Linked DNA regions of Mus musculus: region 1 is linked to region 2. Evidence: chromatin loops called from intact Hi-C (ENCODE). Cell type or tissue: heart. All regions are shown on one strand.

Region 1 (2,500 bases), 670 kb before region 2:
AAGAAATACATCTAATGTAAAGACGTGACCATGTAAATTGCTGTTTAGCAGCCTTTAGTGACTGCTTTATCCAAATATGTGCAAATACAGGCTCTTTCATCATTCAGGTTAATGAGCTGCCACGTTTCCTGCCATGGTGAGGAGTCCAGGTGCAGCTTTAGATTTTTCTCGTTACACTTGATTGTTGATCTCACTGGACTGCCCCATGTGTCTGAGTACCAGGATGCTTGTGAGTTGTTAAAAGGACCCAGGTCTCTCCCTAAGTCCAGTCCCAACTGTTAGGCATTTGAATTCCAGAATGCCTGTTGAGCAGTCTTTAGAGGAGACACTTCAGGGCCTGGGAATCCTGTTCTATGCCCTTGTTACTGTAGGAGACCATCAGGAGACCAGCAGGATCCAGACCAACCTTGTCACAAACATGGGCTCTCTCACTTGACAGCTGACTTTCAGCAGGTTGTAGTGACATCCTTGTGATTGCTGTGCACAGGAAAGCTGTGACTCCTGCTTTCCGTGCCTTCTGGATGTGGCACTGGAATGAGGCAGTCTGCTTTGGTGTGGGCTCTAATCCCAATGCTGACACTGGAGCACAGGGCTCTGTCCTTGTTCTTTGTATCTCTGTAGCCATCACTCCCTTGGTGCCCTTATCACTTCCTTAGGTCTAATACCTTTCATATGTGTCCCACCCAGATCCATTTCTCCAGCCCAGACATTGTTCCTAAGTGTCCCTCTGCCAACCTCCCACCTAAGCAAAATATTAGTGGACATTTCAGCTCAGTATCTCCTAAACTGTCTGCCACATCCCTTCCTCACATATGCCATTGGCAGTCTTTCCTTTTTTCCTGGTGGCATCTCTATCATTTTTCTGGCACAGTCTGCATCCCTGTATAATTCCTTCCTTGTGCTTTGATAGAGCTCATTAGGAAGAGCTCTAGGTCCATCTACAGACCAGGTCCACATTATTTCCAGCATCTCCACTGCTTTTGCTGGGAGGAGGGACTGACATTTCTTTTTTTTTTTTTTTAAAGGTTTATTTATTTATTATATGTAAGTACACTGTAGCTGTCTTCAGACACTCCAGAAGAGGGCGCCAGATCTCGTTATGGATGGTTGTGAGCCACCATGTGGTTGCTGGGAATTGAACTCCAGACCTTTGGAAGAGCAGTCAGTGCTCTTAACTGCTGAGCCATCTCTCCAGCCCCGGGACTGACATTTCTATCCTTGTGGAATTTACTGCAGTGTCACAGTTCTCTTCTTAGGATATAACCAGGATAATCCTTTATACAGTAAAGTTGTTCAGGCTAGAGAGATGGCTCAGAGGTTGAATATACTGACTGTGCTTCCAGGGGTCCTGAGTTCAATTCCCAGCAACCACATGGTGGCCAACAGCCATCTGTAATGTGATCTTGGTGCCCTCTTCTGGCGTGCAGGCAGAACACTGCACATGATAAATAAATAAATAATTATATTTTTTTAAAAGAGCTAATAGAATTTAATGCTTGGGAAAAAAAGTTGTTCTGTGTTTTGCTCAAAATTCCCTCCCTCAAAGGGTTAATTCCCCCCCACCCCCCAAGTCAGGGTTTCTCTGTGTAGCTCTGGCTGTCCTGGAACTTATTCTATAGACTAGGCTGGCCTCAAACTCAGAAATTCGCCTGCCTCTGCCTCCCAAGTGCTGGGATTAAAGGTGTGCCCCTTCCCTCAAAGAAAGAAAGCTAGTAACCCCTGTCTGCCCTATGATGTCAATAACTACCTCCTGGGCATAATTTATAATCAAATGAATTACACTACTTATCTATTTCTTCCTGTTATACAGGTTGAATATGTTGTTGCTAAAATTTTTTTCTTTCTTTTTTTTTTTTTTTTTTGACTCAGGATCTTTTTATTTCATAAAAGAAAAAAAAAAAGAGAACCCAGCCACAATAATATCGATTATAACTTCAAAATCTCCCTTTCTTAAAAAAATGGTAATAAATTTAGATTTAAAGGGACATAAATTCGGAGATATATTTAGTTCACCTTCTCACCATGAATTTCAAATAAGATGGTGATCTTTTTTTTTTTTTTAAATTGGGTATTTATTTCATTTACATTTCCAATGCTATCCCAAAAGTCCCCCACACGCTCCCCACCATTGCTAAAATTTCTAATCGCCAGAGGCTTTAGTGAGTTGTAATCTTTCTGGTAGGAGTTCTTGCTTTGATGTTGATAGTTGCTGATCAAAGTGTGTCTGCTTAAAGTTGGGGTAGCTGTGGCCTTTGATTGAAACTGGGTCTCATTTTGTAGCCCAGGCTAGCCTCAAGTTCAGGATTCTCCTCTTAGACTTTCCAAGGTCTGGGGCTGTACTACTGTGACAAGCTAGGTGATAGAAGTAGACAAGACAGAATAATGTTGCTACATTAACTAAGTCTTCATTTCACAAAAGATTTCTCCTTAACAGAGCTAGGTATGGTGGTGCATATCTATAATCCCAGCAATCAAGATGCTGAGGCTGGAGGGTTGCTGT
Region 2 (2,500 bases):
TCCTCAGATCTCAGCCACGTTCCCTCACGTTTTTTATGTACCCCCAGACAGTACAAGATCCCTGCTTCCACCTCCTCCCATTCTTGGAAAGGGGGTCAAGACTCCAGCACCTCCTCTACCCCTTCTGTGCTCATTCCCAAGGTAGCTCTCGAGATGTTCCATTCCTTAGTCACCCCTCCATCTCACTTAATACAAATTCCTTCTAGCTCCTAATCCAGAAGCATTTCCTTAAAGCGCCCCATACCTGCAAGGCCAGCGACTCTTTCTGGTCCCTTAGGCAATTTCTGTATCTCCTCTGACCACACCTCCTATAGAAATGGGCCTGGCCTGGAAGGTAAATGGGCTGGTTTTACTAGATACCTTGGATTCCTCCCTTTGCCCTTCCTTTAAATCACTCTAGTTCCTATCTGGTATCAGTCTCTCTCAGGTATCAGTCTCTCTCAGTAAGTAGTCTTGCTGACCTGGCTCCCGTACCCAACCCAGATTCAAGGTTTTTGCTTTGTGTTGTTGTTGACACAGGGTCTTACTATGTAGTCCTAAGGGGCCTGGAACTTGCTATACAAGCTGGCCTCGAACTCACAGAGTTTTGCCCTCTTTGCTTCCCAAGTGCTGGGATTAAAGCCACCACACTTGCAGATTCAAGTATTAGTCATCATTCTCCCTATAAGTCCCATCCGCCACTCTTCCACCAACACCACACACCAGCCTCCCCTCAGGTCTCCATGCTGGGTTCCTTGACCAGCATAGTCTTTGTCCAAGTCCAGTTCCACAAAAGTGGTGGATCAGAGCACAAAGCGGCTCTGTGCCTTAGTGTCTTCCCATCCTGGTCGCCCTGGTCGCTAGGGGAACTGCGAGAGGACTCAAGCACCTCTGCTCTTCTTCACCCTTCTCTCTAGACTTAAAAAACGTACCATGTGTTGTTCCCCCTCTCCCCTCTTCTGCAGCTGACCTGACGCTCGACCCTCGCACAGCACACCGTGATCTGCTCATCTCCTCTGACTACCGCGGCGTGAGTCTGGCTCCACCCGGAACGCCTGCGCCGCTGGACAGCCCCGCGCGCTTTGATCAGCTCCCGGCGGTGCTGGGTGCGCAGGGCTTCGCGTCAGGCCGCCACTGCTGGGAGGTGGAGACCGCGGAAGGCGCGTCCTTCAGAGACTCTACAGCTCAGGATGAGAACGCGGGAGAGAGCTGCTACGCCGTGGGCGCTGCCGGGGAGTCCGTGACCCGCAAGGGCCTCATCAAGCTGTGCCCATCGGAGGCTATATGGGCCGTGGAGGGCCGCGGCGGCCGCTTGTGGGCGCTCACGGCTCCAGAGCCCACCCTGCTAGGTGGTGCCAGGCCCCCGCCGCAGCGCATTCGCGTGGACTTGGACTGGGAGCGGGGTCGTGTGGCCTTCTATGACGGCCGCTCATTGGACTTGCTCTTCGCCTTCCAGGCGCCGGGCCCGCTCGGGGAGCGTGTCTTCCCCCTGCTCTGCACTTGTGACCCGCGTACCCCGCTGCGTATCTTGCCTGGAGAAGCCTGAGCCTCAGGTCTCTAGCTCCTACCCTACCGCAGTAGTCCAGATGGCCTCGAGGCTACTTCTGTCCCTTGCACAAATCCCCACCTGTTTCAGTGACCTTGTCTGTAACACCTATCGGAACAGGAGTATTAATAAGCACCCTTTGTCCACTCACATTCTCCCAAATCAAAACCTCAACTGGCTTGTACATTCGTGCCTTTAAGCCAGTCTAGTCCCGAGTCTCCATGACCTAAGACCTTTTTCTTGAGTCCTCTTTCCGTACCATTCTAGGCCAGGCTAGAGAAAGAGGCTCTGTTTGTACCACCAGTGTTGGGAAACAGTCCTAATTTACCTCCAATCCCAAAAGGCTCAGGGCATGATGCACAGCAGGAAGTCTGCAGCTTCCTGCTCATGTCCACTCTGAGGATTCTCAGAGGAAAAAAAAAAGTCTTCCTAAGACATTTAACTCATAACCTAAGCCGCGCAGCTCAAACCTGAAGCCTAGAACATAAATTCTAGGATATGTATGCAAGCCAGTCTATACTCAACCTTTCATTTATGACTGTTTCCTCTGCTCGTGGCCTTTTCCCATTGAACACCCTCTTGGAACTTTATCTTGCACATAAAAGAACTAATGGTGCTACCTCCTTCCTCAACCCGGGAGCAACTCAGGCACCCCAAACATTCTGTATAGTCTCCCATCCTTCCCTTGTGTATAAATGGGCCTGTATTTAACACACTGTGCAATGTTGGGTTATTTATTTTGTGCATCTGTGGCAATAAATGAGATCTAAGTGGTGCCATGGGTTTTGCTGATTTCTGTACTGTGCACAGCCAGAGGCCTGGAGGGCAGTACCCAGATCCTAGCACCAGCCGGGGAGGGCTGAGAGAGCAAGACACCTGGGTTGGCAGACACCAAAGCCTAGGCAGGAAAGGGTAGGAGCATACTGCAGGGGCCTGTCCCCTCATCTCTTTGCTTTCTCCCTCTTTCCTTTTAGG

Evidence for each region. Peaks named below come from ENCODE experiments on the same cell type or tissue, not always from the same donor. Only the 100,000 strongest peaks of a DNase experiment are listed, where the experiment ranks them.
Region 1: it touches region 2 in a loop (2.3-fold over the local background); 3 of 42 quality-filtered maps call a loop at or near these places.

Annotation. Positions count from the first base shown.
Region 1 is chr17:36,275,992-36,278,491 of GRCm38, forward strand. No RefSeq gene overlaps it. Among named protein-coding and RNA genes, the nearest start is that of Trim39, 5.8 kb to the left of the region's middle. In heart, a CTCF peak has its summit at 1,196; no DNase peak of the experiment used is centred here.
Region 2 is chr17:36,946,112-36,948,611 of GRCm38, forward strand. It overlaps Rnf39 (ring finger protein 39), which reads left to right. Exons shown (of 4, transcript NM_001099632.1): 4 at 945-1,875. The coding sequence ends at 1,525. Ppp1r11 (protein phosphatase 1, regulatory inhibitor subunit 11) reads right to left here. Exons shown (of 3, transcript NM_029632.3): 3 at 2,244-2,500. It overlaps Gm33595 (a long non-coding RNA gene), which reads right to left and starts at 971. Exons shown (of 2, transcript XR_385575.3): 1 at 245-971. In heart, a CTCF peak has its summit at 1,302; a DNase peak (open chromatin) is centred at 1,290; H3K4me3 peaks cover 1,177 bases; H3K27ac peaks cover 898 bases; H3K27me3 peaks cover 869 bases.